Linked DNA regions of Homo sapiens: all the other regions are linked to region 1. A link is a contact called in ENCODE Hi-C or POLR2A ChIA-PET data. All regions are on one chromosome and are shown on one strand. Each heading gives the region's core, a stretch centred on a gene start or an enhancer-like site at or near the end of the contact. The rest is flanking DNA. Distances are from core to core; before and after follow the strand shown.

Region 1 (5,351 bases), core at 1,317-3,816:
AGGTGCCAAGGCAAACCAGAACCCAGGTGTCCAGGAGCCAGCAATGCCTGCTGGAAGGGTCACAAAGGACCCTCTTTGTGGGCCAGTGGAACCCCAGAGGGCCAGCACAAGCCCCTGCCCCCAGGTGCCATCTCCGAGGCATGCAAATTTCTTTCTTTTTTTTTTTTTTTTTTTTTGAGACAGGGTCTTGCTCTGTCACCCAGACTGGAGTGCAGTGGTGCAATCTCAGCTCACTGCAGCCTCAATGAGAGGCAAACTTTTCAGAAAACATAAAAAGCCCTGATAGAAAATTTGAACTTAAATTGCCTGAACATTCACCCCCAAATGAGAGACTTTACCCAAAGATGTGTGTGTGTGTGTGTGTGTGTGTGTGTTTGTTTGTTTGTTTTTTTGAGACAGAGTCTCGCTCTGTCGCCCAGGCTGGAGTGCAGTGGCACAATCTCGGCTCACTGCAACCTCCACCTCCCAGGTTCAAGCGATTCTCCTGCCTCAGCCTCCCGAGTAGCTGGGATTACAGGTGCCCGCCACCACACATAGCTAATTTTTGTATTTTTAGTAGAGACAGGGTTTCACCATGTTGGTCAGGCTGGCCTCAAACTCCTGACCTCAAGCGATCCACCTGCCTCAGCCTCCCAAAGTGCTGGCATTACAGGCGTGAGCCACCGCGCCCGGTCCGAGAGTGTGTTTTAAATCACAAGAGACTAAGGGGCCTTCAGGCAAGTTTGTTTCTTTTCAGCAGGTCTTGGGTCCCTTGAGGGAAGGGAAGTGGACTCTAGGAAATTAAGCGACTCCCTACTTTTGTTCATCTGAGCTATAGGGTGGATGTTTTCTGTCCCCTTACATAAGCAGCACTTCCTGCATTTGGCTACAGAACATTTTTCTCACATGGCATCTCTTGGGGCGATTGTTTCACAAGAGCCCTGGTGGTAAACACTGCCCCCATCCAATGGCCGGTCTGGCCCCTGAGACTCCCAGGACCGAGCAGTGACCACAACATCTGGGTCCGTTGCCAGGGAAAACAACAGGCAGGCCTGGGATGGCTCAGCGGCCCCAGCCAGGCAGCCAAGTCCTCCTCAAGGTCAGGCTGTGTTTAGCGTGTTCCCCAAGTGTGGGAGGCCAGGAGCAGGGGTGGGTTGTGGAATCCGGGATGCCACGGTTGGAAAGGCCCCTACAAGACCCAACTCAGCAGCCCTTAACCCCTCATTCCTGCTCGTAGGGCCCAGGGACAGGAGGTGGCCTCTATCACAGCAAAGCCAGGACTGGCTAGGTGGGCCGCACCTTCTGCAAAGCAACAGCCTCCAATGTGGTCTCAGCTAGGGGTGGTGACTGGGGACTTCTGGGCATATAAATACAAACAAACCACATGGCTTCTGATCACAATTTGACACAAATGCTAGAGAGACACAGATCTCAGCCCGTAACCTCACTGTGGGCTCATTCTTGTAGACACAGAGCCTAGGACTGGTTCTTAGCTGTGTAATCACAAACAACCCACAACTTCTAGAAGCCTGGGTTTCCTCTTCCTTAAAGTGGGAGACAGAGTATCACAATCCTATATCTCCAATCCTTGAGGCCAGATGCATGTCAGAGTTCCTGATTTGGGGGATTTTTAGAAAGGTAATGGGGTGCAGGTATCGTGTACTATGTAACCCACGCACCCGCAGCAGCCCTCCTCAGTCAAACATATTAATATTTCTGCAGTGACTGTAAATATTCAAATTAAGCAGGAGACATAAAAACCACAGGTGAATTCATGCCAGATCAGGTCAGGTTTTGCCACTAAATGAATAAATTATCATTTTTTTTTAAGTTTTCATTCTGAGGCCAGGTGCGGTGGCTCACGCCTGTAATCCCAGCACTTTGGGAGGCCTAGATGGATGGATCATTTGAGGTCAGCAGTTTGAGACCAGCCTGGCCAACATGGCAAAACCCCATCTCTACTAAAAATACAAAAATCAGCCGGGCGTGGTGGCAGGTGCCTGTAATCTCAGCTACTAGGGAGGCTGAGACAGGGGAATAGCTTGAACGTAGGAGGCGGAGGTTGCAGTGAGCCGAGATCGTGCCATTGCACTCCAGCCTGGGCAACAGAGCGAGACTTCATCTCAAAAAACAATAATAATAATAATAATAAAATAAAGTTTCCATTTTCAGAGGATTCTGCATTCAGAGTTATTAGCCCTTTAATGCTGTGCACCTCATAGGGTTGTTACCCACATCAGCGTCACGTAAGATGCTGTGGAGGAAAGCAGTTTCAGAACAATCAGTGATGACAGCTACTGTGAATCCACTATTCAACAGGCGCCCCATCGCTTGCTCATGGGCTCCTCACCATAGCTCTAAGCCACAGGAGCTATTTTCATACCCCATATAGGTCCATCCTATAACACAGCCAGGACAGAGACGAGAGACTCAGGCCTCCTGACTTGGATTCTGCTCTTTCACCTCCTTGTTCATCCAATTAGAGAAACTGGCAAAAAGGAAACTGAAAGTGACAGCTGGAGCCCATGATTTCCTGGAAGAGCCCTAGAGCTTTGCTTTTTCTCTCCTGCAGCACTTAACCGAAACCAGTTTTGCAATCAATTCCTGTTCAAAGGCCACCCTACTCTTCCTATCCGTCTTTCTCCAGCCCAGACACTCACAGCCCCCTGCCAGACCAGGGGACCTCGGAGAGGCAAGGACAGAGGTTCAGGATCTTCCTCTCCCTCGGGACCCAAGGCCACAAAGGAGAGCTCCGTGGAGAGAAGGTGAGACGGCGGGCAGAAGTCGGGGGAGGAGGGGGCTGCCGCTCTGGTCCCTGAAGGACAGAGCCCCCAAGGGGTTGGCTTTAGGCACCTGACTCAGGGAAAAGAGCTGCTGTGAAAGCAGCGGGGTTCAAATGCCAGCCAGAGCTTGAGGAGAGTCTGAGGATTAACTTCTCCTGTGTTAATCCTGGTAGGTTTCCCTCCCTTACAGCCATTTCAGGGTTAAATTGAAACATGCTAAAGCATGCGATGTGACTAGCCAAGTTGCATTTGTCCCTCCACTGCTGGGGATCCGAGGGCTTAGGCAGAGGGGACCTGGCCCTTAGAAAGCAGATGATTACATCAGCCACAGGCGTTTCCCTAGAAATTCAGTAGAGGAGTGGTTTAGGGGTGTCATCTCACAAGAAAAAAGGTGCTGGGTGAGTTGTCTAGAAACTGCAAAGCCAACCTACAGAGTTTTCTAGATTGTAGATTTATGTGAAGTTGTTTGGGGAAGAGGGTGAGGGAGTTTGTGATAAATATTAGGGCGACTAGGCCAGGCGCAGTGGCTCATGCCTGTAATCCCAGCATTTTGGGAGGCTAAGGCAAGCGGATTGCTTGAGCCCAAGAGTTTGAGACCAGCATGGGCAACATAGTGAGACCCCGTCTCTACAAAAAATCAAAAAATAGCTGGGCGTGATGGTGCACACCTGTAGTCCCAGCTACTTGGGAGGGTGCTGAGGTGGAAGGATCACTTGAACCCAGGAAGTCAAGAATGCAGTGAGCAGTGATCGCACCACTGCACTCCAGCCTGGGCAACAGAGTGAGACCCGGTCTCAAAAAAAAAAAAAAAAATCTAGGGAGGTTATCTTGAAGCTGTGTTTTCAAAGTAAGCAGATTTTTCTTACTTAGATTGTGTATCTGCAGAAGTTGGTTTTGTGGGGGAAGGCAGGTAAGGAAAGACTGTCATAAATATCCTGTAAGCTTTCAAATGAAAGTAAGTTCTCAAATCCTCTTCCAATAAACCTCTCACAAGCAAATCCTCTCGCAACCACCAAGAGCAGGTCAGAGGGGATGGAATGGGACCTGCTTAGATGAGTTTCCTGCTGTTACCTTTGCCCTGCATCCCATAGGACTAATGTAAAAAAATGAGAGAGGTATTGGCGGACGCTGGTAAAAAATGGGGTTCCAGACCAGAGTCTCTTACCCCCAGCAACCTTGTCATGTTCAACCAGGTGATCCCTGGTTGTGGGGGCTGTCCTCTGCATCGTAGGGTGCTTGGCAGCATCCCTGGCCTCTGCCCTCTACATACCAACAGCAGTACCCTCTCCAGCTGAGACCATCAAAAATGTTTCCAGATATTAGCAGTGTCCCTGAGGAGCAAACACGCCCTGTTTGGGACCAACTACTCCAGACTCTGCGTGGCTGGAATTGCACAGGCTTTCCTGCTTACTGTGTGACACTGGCCTCCCTATGTCTCAGTTTGCACCTCTGTAAAATGGGCATCATCTTAGCACCGATCTCACTGGGTCACTGTGTAAAGCAGGTAGATGTATGTCTGGTGAAAGTAAACTCTTAAAGGTGCCAAGCCCCCTAAACCAAACCTAGCTTCACATACCAAAGAGGGGAGAAGGTTTTTATCTTTGAAGCATTCATTCTTTTTCATAGACTACCCCAAAGAAATAACCAAACATGTAGACAGACGTCTATATAAGGATTTTAACCAAAAATTATAAATACAAAATTTTAAAATAACTGAAAACAACCCAAAGGTTCAACAGTGAGAGAGTTATTGAATGTGTAATGATACATTCGTAAAATGAAATGCGACATGGCTTCTATGTATCGCCTGGGGAACTACTAAGATACAATGTTAGGTGACAAGAATTCACACAAACTACATGAACAGCATGCATTTCCATATGGTGAGCGTAAGGTGGATTTTATAATTTATTTCTAAATTTTCAACCTTAAACTTGTATTCATGGCTATAAGTGAATGAATGAATGAATGGCTATAAATGAATGGCTATAAAAATTTGTGTCCTGGGCTGGGCATGGTGGCTCATGCCTGTAATCCCAGCACTTTGGGAGCCCGAGGTGGGTGGATCACCTGAGGTCAGGAGTTCAAGACCAGCCTGGCCAACCTTGTGAAACCCCATCTCTACTAAAAATACAAAAATTAGCCGGGTGTGTTAGTACGTGCCTGTAATCCCAGCTACTTGGTAGGCTGAAGCAGGAGAATCGCTTGAATCTGGGAGGTGGAGGTTGCAGTGAGCCAAGATCATGCCATTGTACTCCAGCCCGGGCAACAAGAGCAAAATTCAGTCTCAAAAAAAAAAAAAAATTTTTTTAAAAATAAAGAATTTGTGTCCCTTCAGAGTGTGTGAGGGAGGATGTTTTTTTCTAACTTTTTAGAAGTGGAAGGGAAGAGGATGAGAGAAGGGAGGATGAGCTGAGGGAGAAGCTATATCTAGGAAACAGCATTTCTGCCGTAAGCGCTGGACCAAGTACCAAATGTAGAGAAGAGATGCAAAGGAATGTATTGGCTTCCCTAGGGCTGCTGTCAGAAAGCACCACAAACCAGGTGGCTTCAAACAACAGACATTTAGTGTCTCACAGTTCTGGAGGC
Region 2 (5,351 bases), core at 2,130-4,629, 880 kb after region 1:
GAGAGGACAGCGTGGAAGAGTCTCAGAATTTGTTCACAACACCTCTGTAAGTGCCCAGCTCTTCTATGACTACACCCAGAGATAACCTTTCTCAGCTGGCATCCCTATAAGAAATTCAGGAGTTAAGATTTTGAGACAATAAAATCTAAACAGGGACTCGAGAGTAGCAGCCACAGCTGCAAAGATTCAGACTCCTGCTGACAGGCATGTACCTTTCCTAGCCGATCTCCTTTGCTGAACGGCTGGTAGGGCATATCCCGAAACTGCTCGGGAACCGCACAGGGACCCCAGCCTGAGGGGTTGTCCTGGATCACGGGTGTCATGAACTTTGCCATCTTCCAAAATCTGAAAAATATAAATCATGTGAGTAGCGGCATGAACGAAGGCCTCAGAGTACAAAACACCCTCCATATGAAGTAAGCAAAGACATAAATGATAGAACTCAAAAAGCAACACGCAAAATGGAACCCTCAACTGTTGAGCGACTACTACTGTTTTTGTTAATTATACTGTGAATATGTACTTAAAACTGAGAAGAATGCAAACAAAACTGATTTTTCATATTTCATTAATTCCACGACACTCTCTTTTTACTGTAACATCTTTAAAATGAGGCTGCACCTTGTGTTTGACAGGGTGTTGTATTGATTGGTAGTTTTTCTTTTTCTGTGTTACATAAGTGTTTAAAAAAATTTAATGGTGTCAGATTTGATAAAATGTCCTAATGTTTTTTCAAATATAGTAACCTTGTTTTGGTTCTGAGATATACCTTCACCAATTCATACAAACTCAACTTCCCTAAGACTTAGTAGTCTTTTCTTTCTTTCTTTTTTTTTTTTGAGACAGAGTCTCACTTTGTCACCCATGCTGGGGTGCAGTGGCGTGCAACTTCCGCCTTCCGAGTTCAAGCGATTCTCCTGCCTCAGCCTCCTGAGTAGCTGGGATTACAGGCAAGCGCCGCCTGGCTATTTTCTGTGTTTTTAGTGGAGACAGGGTTTCACCATGTTGTCCAGGCTAGTCTTGAACTCCTGACCTCAAATGATCCTCCCGCCTCGACCTCCCAAAGTGCTGGGATTACAGGCGTGAGCCACCACGTCCAGCCACCTTAGTCTTTTCCATCTGCAAAATAAACAAGATCCTTGTTCTAAGCACTTTGTATAATGCCACACAAGTATTCAGACTTGCAAAAGTGCATTTATGTATATAGAGTGCTGAGAAAAAAAGATCTTTAAGTATATCCTGAAATTCAATTTTCCTTTCTCATTGTTTCAATTTTCTGCCATCAACGCAAATCCTGTGTGCAGTGCAAGCGGACATAAAGCCAGGCAGAAGAACTGCCAGAGGGCCAAGGAGGTCCCCACAGACCTCAGGCCCAAAGTTGCCATGTTAAATGTTCATGAATACTGCCAGGCACTGTTCTTACTGTTTACCACTCATTCATTCATACAGTCCTGCCAACAATCCTGTGAGGTAGGAGCCAATGTTATCCGCACTCTCCAGATAAGAAAACCAAAGCACAGAGAAATGAAGAAATTGCCCAAAGTTGAAATGCTAGTGGATGAAAAACGTGAACCAAAGCAGTCTGACCCCAGAGTCTGCACTCTGCATAATGCTATAGCCCTCTTGGGAATTAAAAAACCGGCGCTGTATAGCAGATGGCTGCCCGACACTTCTATAAAAAAACCTATGCATTTATCTTCCGTTGTAACCTTCTGAAAATGCTTAGAAGGCGAGTTCCTAGAGGAAAATTCACTACACAAGTATTTCTTGGAGGCCGGGCGCGGTGGCTCACGCCTGTAATCCCAGCACTTTGAGAGGCCGAGGTGGGCGGATCACGAGGTCAGCAGTTCGAGACCAGCCTGGTCAACATGGTGAAACCCAGTCTCTACTAAAAATACAAAAATTAGCTGGGCGTGGTGGCGGGCACCTGTAATACCAGCTACTCAGGAGGCGGAGGTTGCAGTGAGCCAAGATCCTGCCATTACACTCCAGCCTGGGCAACAGAGCAAGACTCCGTCTCAAAAAAACAAAAATCAAATGTTTCTTGGAGGCTGGAGAGCAATCAAAAGAACAGGTATGCTGAACTTAGTAAACTCTCCTCAAAGCCCCATGCTGGGGAGATTGAGGCTTCCTTCAGAGATGACATTTGGGTGACAGCAACACAGGATGAACCTAGAAGTTTCATCTTTCTAATAGAAACTATAGGAAGAGGACAGAAGAAAAAGGGTGGTGGTCTCAGAACAATTTGTATTAAATAAATATTGCTGAGCTCCTACGTGTTAGGCCCTATACCAGATAATTTAACACCATTGACCACCCCCCCACCCCTACTTTAGAGGCAAAAATTTGAAGCTCAGCCTACTCAAGCAGCTGACCTCATCATTTCAAAACAGATTTGATTTCCAGGGTTGCCTGCTGTCAGTCCAGCCTTCTTTCCATTATATTACAGCTGGGCAGCAGCCCGCAAAGATCAGGGGTTTGAGACCGTACATCATAATACCAAGACAACGAGTCTCAAAACACACTTTAAAAAATCGGGTTCTGTCAGAAGCTCAAGAAGGGAAGAGGCCCGAGGCTCGACCTGCATCACCTCCCTGGAAAGCCAGGGATGAGATACCCTGGCTTTAATAAATGTTTTTTTTTTTAAGAGCAGAGCGGAACCAGGAGGAGAAACTGAGCCGCTCAGCAAAAACGAAGTAACAGCTGTACTAGTCACAGGGGCAGGATAGGGAGGTTCCAAGAGGGCACTCAGAAGGGGCTCTGTGGTTGGCAGGCCACTACAGATCATAAGCCGTCCATCGCTGAACAGGGGGTGGGGTAGATTTAAGATCAGAGATCAAATCTACTTCTCTATCCTAGCCTCCAGTTTCACAAAAAAGGAAAGATAACCTATGCACTGTGAATTCCTAAGAACAGGGGCCAAACACCGCTCAGCCTGGTACCCCTAAGACCTCACTCAAAAAGTCAGGGAGTTTTCGGCCACTTCAGAAAGACTTTGTTGTTACCCCTCCGTCTTAACCCAGGTGAGTTAAGTGACAATCAAATTCACCCAGCTCATGGGCACTGAGCAGGGCCGAGGGCCAAGGACCTCACCCACAAGGTCGTGTCCCGCGTTCAGTAGCGTGCGGGACGCGGGGCCCCCGAAAGTGGATTCCTGCCCCGCCCAGCGGAGGGACGGCAACAGCAGGAAGGGACTAAGAGAGGTCTCTTCCGGGAGGCCCCCCGAAGGCTGGACCTAGTCCGAACCGGCTCCGGAGGGCCGCAGGAACCTATGAAACACGCCGCTCACCTGCAATGGCCTCGGCCGGCCGGGATGGCAACAGATGGTGCGTGCCGGGGACCGCGTTAGCAGCAGCACTCTTGAGAAACCAGGAAAAGAGGAAACATGCGCGCGCAGCGGGCGCCGCCGTAAACACGACCGGCGCTGTCGTAAACTGCTCTCCCGCTTCCTCTGGGTTGGGCGGAAGAACTCACGAGCCGTAAAGCGAAGGTCCACCCGGAAATCCGTTACTGCGTTTCGCCAGGCGTCCTCATTAGCCTCCGAGGCGCCGAGACGCGAGAGGTGTGATTGGCACTACGTCAGGCGGTATCCGGGGACGCCCAAAGAGGGCGTTCATCACTGAAACTTGGCGGCCGCGCAATCGAAGCTCGAGGCGGGGAGCGACTGGCGCCCTTCTGTGTCCCACAATGCTTCGCGGCGCGCCTCAGCCCCCATGTATCCCACCGTCACCCGCGACTCCCCGCCTGTTCTACCTGCCTGCTTAATGTGAAACTCAGCGCAGGGGAGGTCCGTCGGTGTCTTAGGCGGTCCTTATTGTTACTCCTCCGCCTTTATAGTTGTGGAAACTGAGGCTCAGAAGTGCCAAGTGACCTGCCTAGATCAGACTGTTAGTTTAGGGTTCTAACCGCCAGAGTTCAAACCATACTTCCGCAGTTCTCAAACTTAATTGTAGGACAGGGATTTCTGGAACAGTGTTTTTATTTATTTTTATTTATTTTTTGAGACAGGGTTTCGCTCTGTCGCCCAGGCTGAAATGTAGTGGCAGGATCACGGCTTATTGCACCCTCGACTTCTCAGGTACAAGCGATCCTCCCAGTTCAGCCTCCCGAGTCGTTGGTGTACACAGGCACGCACAACCACGCCTGCCTAATTTTTGTATTTTTGGTAGAGATGGGGTTTTGCTATGTTGCTCAGGCTGGTCTCAAACTCCTGAGCTCAACAGTCCACCCACTGGGGCTAGGGTTACAGGCATGAGTCACCGTACCCGGCCAGCTAATGATTTTTAAAAATTTTGTAGAGACAGCGTCTCACTATGTTGCCCGGGCTGGTCTTTAACTCCTGGTCTAAAGTGGTCCTCTCGCCTCAGCGTGCGGAGCAGCTGAGGCTACAGGTGCATGCCACCATGCCTGGCTAATTTTTTTTTTTAGACGGAGTCTTGCTCTGTCTTCCAGGCTGGAGTGGAGTGCAGTGGCGCTATCTCAGTTCACTGCAACCTCCGCATCCCAGGTTCAGGTGATTCTCCTGCTTCAGTCTCCCGAGTAGCTGGGATTGCAGGCGTGTACCAACATGCCCGGCTAATTTTCCTTTTAGTAGAGACGGGGTTTCACCTTGCTGACCAGGCTGGTCTCGAACTCCTGACCTCAGGTGATCTACCCACCTCGGCCTCCCAAAGTGCTAGGATTACAGGCGTGAGCCACTGCGTCCGGCTGCCTGGCTAATTAAAAAAAAAAAAAAAAACTTCTGTGGAGACGAAGTCTCATCATGTTGCCAAGGCTAGTCTCAAACTCCTGGGCTCAAGCAGTCCTCCTGTCTCGGTCTCCCAAAGTGCTGGGATTACGGGCGTGAGCCACCACACCTGACCAGGATAGTATTTTTAAAAATTCAGATTCTGGGTCTCATTTTGATAGATTATACGGATATGTTTATGCTGGAGCCCAAGAGCTCCGCATTAGCTGTGATTCTGAAGTGACGACTCAGGAACTGCTTTACTACAGTAGATAACAGTGCTGTCCTCTCAGCAACTCCCAGGCTATGGAGTTCCTCCTGGTGTCTTTCTTTCGGAATTTTAAAACAATGAAAGATAATCTGAGGGCATGACTTTATTCAAACCTCAGATCCTTTCTACCTGACATAGGTTTCCTTAGCCGCCTAGTATGTCTCCTTTATTAGAAAATATACCTGAAGTCTAGGCTCTGCCACATTCTTTTTTTTTTCTTTTCTTTTCTTTTTTTTTTTTTGAGACGGAGTGTCGCTCTGTTGCCAGGCGGGAGTGCAGTGGCGCGATCTCAGCTCACTGCAACGTCCACCTCCTGGGTTCAAGTGATTCTCCTGTCTCAGCCTCCTGAGTAGC
Region 3 (5,351 bases), core at 1,357-3,856, 740 kb after region 1:
CCAGCCTGGTTTCTAGCAATACCCTACCAGGCTACACAACAATGCTGCATTTTTTTAGTGTGTTTTTCTTCTTTTAAAGAGCTAACAGATCCTTGTTTTGTTTTTTCTGGAGCAAGAGCGGGCAAAAGGCAGGCTGTGATTAACATGCGTCCTTCATCCTACGAGAGAGAAGTTGTCCCATCTCCAACCCCTTAGGTTAAAAAGTTTAAAAATAAAAGCAAGAAAGCCAGGGCCCTCCCTCTCCTCTACCCTCCTGAACCTTTCAGATGAACAGCCTCACCGAATGCTGCCCTTCTCTCCGGGGCTGGGGAGCTCCCCAGAGCCTGCCAATGCCGGCTCTCCAGACACCTGGCTCTGCCCACCTGCGCTGCCAGGGTTTGCTGAGTGTGGAGACTGAAGTTCTTTGGTGTCACCCCACAGTCATCCAGAGCGCAGTGGCTCTCAAATTACACTGAGCAATCTCTCCATGTTTTTAATTACCCCCCAATTATCCACTAAGTGGCTCCTCACTTTCCAACACCGCATGCTTGCCTCAGTTTGCCAAACCTGCAATGTGCTTCTCCCTTGTAGCAGCCTCCTCCTTGCCCAAGAGAAGTGGCCCCTCTCAGCCTTGAAATTCCTGAGTCCTTTGTCTATGGCATACTTGGGACACACATCACAGGCTGCCTTTGTATTTCACTGGTTCTGCCACTTTCCCCTTGAGGACTGTAAACTCCCCAAGGGCAGAGGCAGGGCCCCGGGGATTTCACAGGGCAGTCTGGCTCCCTTCTCCCAATCCCCATGACTCACAGTACCTTTCCGGGGTCCCTGTCATCTCTACCTCACGTTAGACTCATCTACAGATTTGTCTCAGTTCTCCCCTAAGTGCCCATGGGCACGGGCCAGGTCTTACTCAACCTCCCACCCCCCCACCACCTGGCAGAGTCCCTGGCACAGAGAGGGCAGTTAAATATTTGCTCAATTACACATCTGTGTCCCCTTCCCCCACACATAGCAGCCTTGTATATAAACTGACTATTATTAATTGAGTGATTGTCTCAAAAGGCCTCCCTCCTTACCAAAAAGGGACTCCTAAGCCATCAGGTGAGCCAAACACTGGCCCAGACAGTGTAGTTAGAATGGCCACAGTGCTGCGCTGCACGGAGAAGGAGCTAAGGCTCTCTTCCCTTTCCACGGTTACTCATCAGTCACTTTGAAATCCTGTTAAACCCAGAAAAGGGCGCAGTGAACCGAGAAGTGGCTGGGCCTCTCAACTGCCCGGTGGAGACAGCCGCCTGCCTCTACGACCTGGGACTTCCCAAGGAGTCTTCTCTCCACACCGGCTGGGTGGGGCCGTGCGCTCACCCTGCCCCCCACCACAGGACAGCCGGCAAGCTAGTGCTGGGGGTGCTGAGTCTCAGTTTGAAACAGCGGGGCTTCCCTGGAGAATGAGGGTGCCGCAGTCCTGTCTCCTGTGCGTGGCCCCAGAACAGGATGGGGTGAGGACCCCAGCACAGGGAAGCGGGTGCGTGGAGTGGAGAATAGAAAACTCCGATTTGGCTCAAACAGGAAAGATGCAATCGCCCAGGCCTGCTCGTAACGGCAGAGCTAGCTGCCCCCGCACCCCGCCCAGACGGGATGGCCCCTGGGTGCGGTGGAATCAGGTGCACGCCTGGGCGGCCCCGACGGCTGCTGCATTCCGGGCCTCCCTCCCCCGAGGATCAGAAGTCGGAGGTCGAGGGCTGGAGCAGGGACTGGGGGTGGCCCTTCCTGTCTCGCGCCCGGGTCCCCGCCGGGTCCCCCTTGTCCGGGCAGCCGCCGCACCTCCCCCGGGCCCTCCCCGACCAGTCCGACGGCAGCGGGCGAATGAGGAAGTCGGCCGCGGAGGCGGAAACCGGGCCGGGTGCAAGGTCTGCAGCGGGACGGTCCGACTCTGACTCAGGAGGACGCCCTGACAGCTGCCAAACGGTGCCCGCTGCCCGTTACCTCCGTGCCTCAGACGCCAGAAACTTCCACGGGAGCGGCTGCCCCGGGCTCCCAACCCGTGAGGCTGCGTCCCAGGGGCCGCGGCTCCCGGAAGGGGTTAAAAAGTTTGCCCGAGTCGGGCCTGGGCGAGGCGAGGGCGGGGCGCGTGCCCCAGCGGCTGGGGGAGGTCGGCTCCAGTGCCCAGTCCTGAGACCGCGCCGGGGGACACGGGGGGCGCCGGGGAGCGCCGGGTCCCGAGGCCGCCCCTGCACCCCTAGGCCTCGCTGCTGCCGGCGCCCTCCCCGAGCGCCCGCGTGGGGGTCCCGGTCCCCCTGGGAAGGATGCGGTGCCGGGCCCTGAGCCGCCGGCGTTCGCCCCCGCCCGCGCGGGTGGCGGGCCGCACTGAGCCCAAGAACCACCAGTCGGCCTGGCGGCAGCGCGTCTCGCCCCCGCCCGCCCGCCGCCGCCTGCCCGGGGCGGGACCGCGGTGGGGCTCGCTCACCTGAACCTGGATCTGCCCCGGGAACAGGCGCTGCTTCTCCCGAGAGGACTTTCTCGAGCGCTCGGGCGGCGGCCGGGTGGGGCGAGCGCACGAGGCGGGAGCTGCAGCAGGTCAGCCTTGCTTAGCCTTCCGTGCCCTGCCCAGGAACCGCGGTGATCTGCGCGCCTCACCGCACCCAGCTCGGCTCCTCGCCGCCTTCCCGCCCCGCCCTCGGAGCCGCGGGACCATTCCCAGCCGGGAGCCGGCTCCGGGGCGGAGCCTGGGGCACAATCCCGCCCCCTTCCTGCTACACCCACTGCAGGCCGCGCCTGGCCTTGATGGGCAGACGTATTGGCCTGTGGAAAGGGGGTGGGCGGAGCCTCTGCGGCCAGATGGGTGGGGATTCAACATCCTCTTTCCGCCCCACCTCCACCCGCTCCACCTTCCCCCGCGCTTCCTAGGCGGGAGCCCCGCCCTCTAGGGCGGGTCCAACGGACAGCCAGGTTCTAGGACAAGGATTGACACAGGGGGAATCCAATCAGGAGGCGGCGACTCGGGGCGCGGAGAGCTCCGGGCCGGGGTTTTGGTGCCTTGCCTGGGCCGGGGCGAGGCCCTGCGGGAGCCGACTGGGAAGGTCTGGAACTCTGACACCCCGCCCCGCGAGCTGTGCTCTCAGTCTCATGTCATCCCACCACAAGGACAGATATTAAGTACCATATATGGGAAAAATGCTATTTTACATAATTATGATCCCTGTGGGGGCGGGCATGGACTCAGCCCTGGATTCCATTGTGAGCGTCTTGAGTTCGATTCCTGACCCTGCCTCTTTAGGATCCGCACGTTGCTGCCTTTCAGCCTCCAAACCTTCGCTCTGGCCGTTCTCTCCACCTGGAATACCCTTCCGAGCCTCTCTTCACCTCCATGTCATTAACTCGCATACATCCTTTCAGGTACTTGTTACAAATTGCACTTTTTTTTTGTTACTGTCCACTACAAGAGGATAAAAAATGTTTTCATTTTTAAATGAAAAATCTTTTGATCCATTTGGAATTTATTTTTGGGGTAAGGAAGAAACCTAAGATAATTTTTGTAATAGCCACTTGTCCAAACACTGTTTTCTCCACTGATTTTAGTTGGCACCTTCATCGCCTATAGAACTATTATACTTGAAGCTGTTTCTGACTTGTATACATTGATCTCTCTGTGTGCACCTGTGCCAATCCCACCATGCTTTAATGAAGATACCTTTATAATACATTCTATATCTATGAGGGCAAATTTCTCATCATTACTCTTTCTTACTGGAATGTGCTTGCTATCATGACTATTCTTCCAAATTAACTTCAGAAAAAAGCTATGTTCTAAAGGCAAAAGAAAGCTGGGAAAAAAAGATTTTGCAACTCTGTGACAAATTACTATCAGCAATATATAAAGATCTCTTCCCAGTTGATAAGAAAAACCTCGGCCGGGCGCGTGGCTCATGCCTGTAATCCCAACATTTTGGGAGGCCGAGGCGGGCGGATCACCTGAGGTTGGGAGTTCAAGGGCAGCCTGACCAACGTGGAGAAACCCCGTCTCTACTAAAAATACAAAATAATTAGCCGGGCATGGTGGCCCATGCTTGTAATCCCAGTTACTCAGGAGGCTGAGGCAGGAGAATCGCTTGAACCCGGGAGGCGGAGGTTGCAGTGAGCAGAGATCGTACCACTGCACTCTAGCCTGGGCAACAAGAGCATAACTCCGCCTCAAAAAAAAAAAAAACAAAGAAAAAGAAAAAGAAAAACCTCAAAGACTCCAAAATAAAAATGGCCAAAAACAGGAACAGGTGATTTTAAAGAAGAATTATAAATGGCCAATAATTATTTTTAAAAAGCCATAAGAAATGCAAACAAAACAACATAAAATGCCATTTTCACCTAATTAAAAAAAAAATGCTCAATATTGGTCAGGTTTATAGATACAGATGAGAAAGTAAATTGATCAATTCTATCTGAGAATTCATCTTAAAAGACATTAGAAAAGTACACAGATATGAACTTTAAAGTTCTTTGCAGCCGGGCGCGGTGGCTCACGCCTGTAATCCCAGCACTTTGGGAGGCCGAGGCGGGCGGATCACGAGGTCAGGAGATCGAGACCATCCCGGCTAAAACGGTGAAACCCCGTCTCTACTAAAACTACAAAAAATAGCCGGGCGTAGTGGCGGGCGCCTGTAGTCCCAGCTACTTGGGAGGCTGAGGCAGGAGAATGGCGTGAACCCGAGAGGCGGAGCTTACAGTGAGCCGAGATCCCGCCACTGCACTCCAGCCTGGGCGACAGAGCGAGACTCCGTCTCAAAAAAAAAAAAAAAAAAAAAAAAAAAAAAGTTCTTTGCAACATTGTTTATAGTCACTAAATGTTAGAAATAAATGTACAATATATTACAAGATTGAATACATTGTGATATAGTCATATGTCGAAAAGTACAAAAAAAGTCATTAAAATTTTTATGTAGATTTGTATTTGCTGATTGAAAATATACTAAGTGGCCAGACGCAGTGGCTCATGCCTGTAGTCCCAGCACTTTGGGAGGTAAGGTGGGAGGATTGCTTGAGCCCAGGAGTTCAAGACCATCCTGGGTAACATCGCAAAATCCCATCTCTACAAAAAATACAAAAACTAGACTGCCATGGTGGCGCACATCTGTATTCCCAGCTACCCAGGAGGCTTAGCTGGGAGGATTGCTTGAGCCTGGGAGGTTGAGACTACAGTGAGCCTTGATCGTGCCACTGCACTCCAGCCTGGGCAACAGAGTAAGACCTTGCCTCAAAAAAGAAAAGAAAAAGAAAATCTACTAAGTGAGGAAGAGCAAATTTATAGAATGCTGTTACAACATGATTTTGTCCTGGTGTGGTCGCTCACGCCTATAATATACATACACACTTAGTTG
Region 4 (5,351 bases), core at 1,848-4,347, 720 kb after region 1:
CACTTTACAGAAAAATTAACTTACCGCTCCTAGACTGGGTTGCGGCAGCACCCTTGTCTGAAAGGCTGGCCAACCCCAGTGTCCTTGAGCAGGCAGCCTGGCCGGCAGGATGACCTTACCAAGTCCTTCCCCAGAAACGTGACTACCGCTTACTTTACCACTCACCAAGCAGCACTCCTTTGCCCAGGCCACAGTCTGGTTTGAAAGTGGCCAAAGCTGTGGCTGCACATGAAAGAAGGAAGCAGCAGCGGCCCCTGCTCTAGAGAGCTGCCAGATTTGGGCCAATGCCATCCTGCCCTGGACAGAGCCCCAGGCCCCCTCCTCCCCTCCCCAGTCCAAGATGGGTGCATACAGACTTGCACACACACAGATATGCATGCACACAGACACGTGCAAAGATCTGTGCACACAGAGGTGCAGAGACATGCACACAGAGACCTGTGCAAACAGACATGCACATATACAAACACACACACACACATGCCTGCATACAGACACCCCAGAGGATGCTGGGATATGGCCGAAGTCAGGCCAACCTGGAGGTAAGCGCTGGATTCTCCTCACTGGTTCAGGAAATCCGGCAAATTATTTAAATGTCCTGAACCTCCCTTTCTTCATCTGTACAATGGGAATGAAAAGGCCCACCTCCCAGGACCCTGTTGGTAATTAAATAACGGCCACTTGCACTTTATTCTGAGTGCTTTTCACCAGGAATCTCACTTTAGCACACAGCACTCTTGTGAGGTAGATTCTAGTGGTATCCCGTTTTGCAGATGGGGAAACAAGGCCAGAAGGCTTACTTGCTGAAGGACACACAGGCACTAGCTGCCGGTGTCTGTACCCTGCAGGTCTCACTTGGGGCTCCAGGTCTTCCATCCCTAACCACTCTGCTCCACTGCCTCTAGGGGTGCAATGAGACAGCGAATGCACACAGAGCATCTGGCAAGGCGTCACATAGGACCTGGTCAACAGCAGTTGCTCCGTGATCAGGAAGGAGAAGCGCAGAGGTGGACCCGCAAGCTTTCCAGTAGCCCAGGGCCAAAGCACCAGTATCTGTCCTCCTGTCTGCTACCAATCCCCTCCAGCAGACTCACTTTTAACCCAATTTCTCTAAGATAACAGTGCTGGGAGGTGGAGGAGTGTTATCTCCCCACCCTTACCCCTCCCAGCTGTCTATATCGCCCTAAACAGCCAGGAATTTAATAAGCCTGGAGTTGTCTCTGACTCCCAACCACAACCAATTCGGAATGCCCCAGGTCCTGCAGCACAACAAAGGCTGCCCTGCAAAGCCCGGAAGAGCCTGCGAAGCCTGCCCCGTCCGCGATAGAGCATCACATTCTTCAGATTCTTGTGTAAAAGCCAGAAGTAAGGCAAGGGGGTGGGGGTGGGGGGGCTCTAATTTCAACCTAAGGGTCATTAAAGCCTGTGACCTGTATTAAAAGGGAAGAGACCCACCCCTCTGCAGCCCCTCTGTACCACGCTGGTCCTCCAAGGTGTATGATACTGCACAGGTCAGCACACCCAGGCCTCACAACCAGAAAGCGCCCTCAGCCTAGCGTCCCCACTTTGAGGACATCAAGCCTCCAGGACACACAGCTAGTCAATGGCAGGAGGGATTTTGCCAGACTGATCTTCAGCATCGTACTGGTGGCCACTATCTATTTCTTTCTGTCTAACATAGGTTTAAAGTTCTAGCCAGAGAGTCCACAGAACTAACCCCAGGTAGAGTTCAGGGGAAGACGTTGAGGTGCTGATGGAGACTCGTGAATTCCACAGTGCTCGGCAGCAAGTAATTAATCTCATGATGAGGCGTTTTTCATGAGCATTTGGCATTATATACCCACCTCCCCCTCGCCCTGGCAAAGGCAGGAAACAGTGGGCGGCAGGCCGGCTCTGGGCAGAAGGCGGGCTGAGAACAGCATGCTGGTGGGCTAGGAAGGTACGAGGGGGCGGTATCCATTCTTCAGAGGGAGGACAGCAAAAACCCAGGTTCCCCACAAGGACCAGGCTAACCAGACCTCACACCAGCCTGCCAGCCTTCACCTGCTGTCTACCCGACAGGTCTCTTAGGATGGAACAGGGAGGGCTGTAATTTACAGCTGGTGCCATAAAGCCAACTAGGTAACGCGACCCAGCAACCACCACTGTGAGGCTATGTGTGGAAGTCTACAAAAACCCAATTTCACAACTATTGTCCACATAGTGGTTGAAGTGGGATGAGAAGGCAGGAGAGGCGATGGAAGTAGATATGGAAAATAACTGGCCTGAAAATGAGGAGCTGGGAGAGGATTTTAGATCATTCACTTGCTACCTGGGGCTAGTCACGTAGGTTTTCTTGGACTCTCAACATTCCCAGCTACAAAATAGGAACACTAATACTGCCACCTTCATGGGATTGAGAGACTTTTGTTGCAATAACTTGAAAGTGACTTTAACCTTTGTAACGTGATATAAAAAATAGACTGAAATTTTTAAACAGATAAAAATATATCACCTGGCACTGTGCCAGATAAATTGTGGACAGATAAAACATATAAACAATAAAGCTATACTTTATTAGCATCAAAACCCTCTGTGGCATTTATTTTCCTCATTCCACAGATAAGGAAAACTGAGGCACAAAGAAAGATTGTATGACTCACTCAAGGTCAAAGGGCCTGCAGGTGGGAGAACCAAGATTAGGGCAGATGGTCTGAGTCCAGAGTGCCTGCCTATTTACCTAAGCACCAGACACACGCCCATCATGCTGGTGAGGCTCAGAAGCCAAAGAAATAAAGCCATCTACCCAGGACATCAGGGTCTGTGCCACCCACATTCTAGTATGAATATCCTCACCTGTTTCTCAAGCATGTATCAAGTGCTCACCATGGGCAAGGCACCATGCAAGGGTCCTGGCGACAAGGCCTCTAAAAGGGGAAGCAAGACCAGCACATAAGCCAGCACAGAGAATTGCTAAGACATGAAGCAGTCCGCTGGGAACAGTGGCATAAGCGAAGCATTTGGCAACGCACGCTCGAACCGCAGCCATCCAACACTCGGGCCAGTACCTGGGAGTTTAGGTTATAGTCCTGCACCAGCTTTCTACAACAGTTCCTCCTTACCGGTGTCAAAAGTGCTTATGACTTAACAGAGGGGAGGAGCCACCTCCAAGAACAATTGGCTCACAGGCACTGGGCAGAAGGCAGGGCAGCCTGGGAGCTGGGAGCAGCCAGGGCAGCCCCCACCCAGTTCTCAAGTGTTTTGATCAGAAGTAGAAGCCCGGAGCAGAGAGCAAAGTGGGACAAAAGGAAAAAGCGCTGGTGAACCAGGGGTGGGCAGTGGGGGGTGGGAAGAAGGGCAGGAGGGGCATTGATACTTATCGGGAGTCCATCATGAACTAGACACTGCTGAGAGCATTTCATACTTTAGCTACCCAGAGAACACTAACAGATAGTTCTATGAACCAGAATTTACAGATACAGAAACTGGAGCTCAAAGCAATTAAACAACCGGTAGAGCACCGTCCTGGAGGGCTCCTCCCCCAGATCTGAAGGCATCCACAGAATGTCCCTGGATCAGAGAACCCTCTGCTGACACAAACACACTCCCCTACTCCCTTCTTCCCTGTTACAGATTGAATTGTGTCCCTCCCAAAAATATCCATTATGTTGGAGCCCTAACTCCCAGTACCGCAGAATGTGACTGGTATTTGAGGACAGGGCCTTGGAAGAGGTAATTAAGTTAAAATGAGGTCCTTCGGGTAGGCCCTAATCCCATGGCTGGTGTCCTTATAAGACGAGGAAGAGACACCAGGCGTGTGCGTGCACAGAGCGAAGACCATGTGAGGACACAGTTGGCAGACGGCCATCTATGAGCCAAGGAGAGAGGGCTCAAAGGAAACCAAGCCTGTCCACACCTTGATCTTGCATTTCCAGCCTCCAGAACTGAGGGGATAAATGTCTGCTGCTTAACCACACAATCTTGTACTTCATCATAGCAGCCTGAGCAATTTTTTTTTATTCGTATTTTTATTTTGAGAAAGGGTTTCACTCTTGTTGCCCAGGCTGGAGTGCAATGGCGCCATCTCGGCTCACTGCAACCTCTGCCTCCCAGGTTCATGCGATTCTTCCTGCCTCAGCCTCCCAAGTAGCTGGGATTACAGGTGCCCACCACCATGCCTGGCTAATTTTTGTATTTTTAGTAGAGACGGTTTCACCATGTTGGCCTGGCTGGTCTCGAACTCCTGACCTCAGGTGATCCGCCCGCCTCGGCCTCCCAAAGTGCTGGGATTACAGGCGTAAGCCACCACACCCAGCTGCCTGAGCAATTTAGTACCTCTCAACATACCCCCTCATCTGCTTGGGCTCTCTACAGCTCTTACTGTCTTGACTTTCCTAGTAAGTATGTTTGATTATTGTTTGTTTCCGCCACTAGAGAGTAAACTGCAGGGACTTCAGTTGCCTTAATCAATGATGTGTCCCCAGAACCTAGAACAGTCTCTAGCAACTGATATGTATTTAATGAACAAATAAATTGAATGAAAATGAAATGTAAACCCAGCAGCTGCTTCTGAAGTCACCCACTCCCTGCCCCACACCCCACTTCCTGTTGCTTTCTCTATTCCTTGTATCCACCTCTCCTTCCTCCAATATAACAGCTACTAAATAATTTTAAATAGTATAAATTCAGACCACGTGCAGTGGCTCACATCTGTAATCCCAGCACTTTTGAAGGTCAAGGCAGGAGGATCACTTGAACCCAGGTGTTCAAGACCAGCCTGGGTAACATAGCAAGATCCCATCTCTACCAAAACATTTTAAAATCAGCCAGGTGTGGTGGTGTGCACCTGTAGTCACAGCTACTTGGGAGGCTGAGGTGGGAGGATCACTTGAGCCCAGGAGGTTGAGGCTGCAATAAGCTATGATTGTGCCACTGCACTCCAGCCTGGGCAAAAGAAAGAGTGAGACCCTGTCTCTCAAAAAAAAAAAAAAAATGACAGGTAATAAAAAAAAAAAGTTAGGTTAAGGTTTAGATTGTGTTTTTGCTGAGTTTGTATTTAATCATGGGAGGTATTAAGGACTGTGACAGAGCTGTCCCAGTGAAACCTCAAACCCGAGAGGCCTGGTGCTGATCCAGGTCCCAAGAGCAGGCTGGAGGGGAGGACGCAAGGAGCTCGGCAAATCTGCAACACACAAGGGCAGCGGTGGCCACTGTGACCACCTGGGCCCCCAGCCCTGTTCGTGCCCTCGGTGGGGTGGGGAGCAACAAGACTTTGGAAACTTTCCCATAAGCAAACGACTTCTCTCCTGCTGTCTAGGAAGACAGCAGAATTCAGGTCAGCGGGACTTGAGTGGGGAGCCGGGGTTGGGGAA

What was found. A loop is a pair of places that touch in the nucleus more often than their neighbours do. ChIA-PET counts read pairs that join two places held with the same protein, here RNA polymerase II (POLR2A). Pooled maps may share reads with other maps.
Region 2: a loop to region 1 is called in a map of CD8-positive, alpha-beta T cell, with 22 times the contacts of the local background. The contact joins the promoter of EIF3D here to the promoter of APOL6 in region 1. A Hi-C loop is called at or near these places in 2 of 168 maps with a recorded cell type or tissue (CD8-positive, alpha-beta T cell and naive thymus-derived CD4-positive, alpha-beta T cell) and 9 of 50 pooled maps. POLR2A ChIA-PET finds 5 or more read pairs at or near these places in 2 of 52 experiments (CD4-positive, alpha-beta T cell and activated T-cell).
Region 3: a pooled map shows a loop between it and region 1 (7-fold over the local background). The contact joins the promoter of MYH9 here to the promoter of APOL6 in region 1. A Hi-C loop is called at or near these places in 5 of 50 pooled maps. POLR2A ChIA-PET finds 5 or more read pairs at or near these places in 4 of 52 experiments (A673, CD4-positive, alpha-beta T cell, activated CD4-positive, alpha-beta T cell and 1 more).
Region 4: a loop to region 1 is called in a pooled map, with 2.3 times the contacts of the local background. The contact joins the enhancer-like site here to the promoter of APOL6 in region 1. A Hi-C loop is called at or near these places in 1 of 168 maps with a recorded cell type or tissue (posterior cingulate gyrus) and 1 of 50 pooled maps. POLR2A ChIA-PET finds 5 or more read pairs at or near these places in 1 of 52 experiments (A673).

The regions. Positions count from the first base shown.
Region 1 is chr22:35,645,880-35,651,230 of GRCh38, forward strand. APOL6 (apolipoprotein L6) reads left to right here and starts at 2,567. Exons shown (of 3, transcript NM_030641.4): 1 at 2,567-2,744. RefSeq lists an enhancer at 2,272-2,571.
Region 2 is chr22:36,525,787-36,531,137 of GRCh38, forward strand. EIF3D (eukaryotic translation initiation factor 3 subunit D) reads right to left here and starts at 3,380. Exons shown (of 15, transcript NM_003753.4): 1 at 3,290-3,380; 2 at 213-345. The coding sequence starts at 335. RefSeq lists enhancers at 2,891-2,940, 3,251-3,650.
Region 3 is chr22:36,385,361-36,390,711 of GRCh38, forward strand. It overlaps MYH9 (myosin heavy chain 9), which reads right to left and starts at 2,607. Exons shown (of 41, transcript NM_002473.6): 1 at 2,447-2,607. MYH9-DT (MYH9 divergent transcript) reads left to right here and starts at 3,234. Exons shown (of 3, transcript NR_183573.1): 1 at 3,234-3,375. RefSeq lists enhancers at 1-479, 251-440, 480-1,193, 951-1,000, 2,624-2,918 and silencers at 1,631-1,860, 2,141-2,220, 2,251-2,830.
Region 4 is chr22:36,367,539-36,372,889 of GRCh38, forward strand. All of the region lies in intron 1 of MYH9 (myosin heavy chain 9), which reads right to left. Among named protein-coding and RNA genes, the nearest start is that of MYH9, 18 kb to the right of the region's middle. RefSeq lists a silencer at 1,126-1,420 and an enhancer at 1,733-1,822. Within about 2 kb of position 3,098, at least 35 of the 41 ENCODE cell types and tissues checked have a DNase peak (open chromatin) inside an H3K27ac peak, as active enhancers do; they include A673, where a contact is called at or near this core.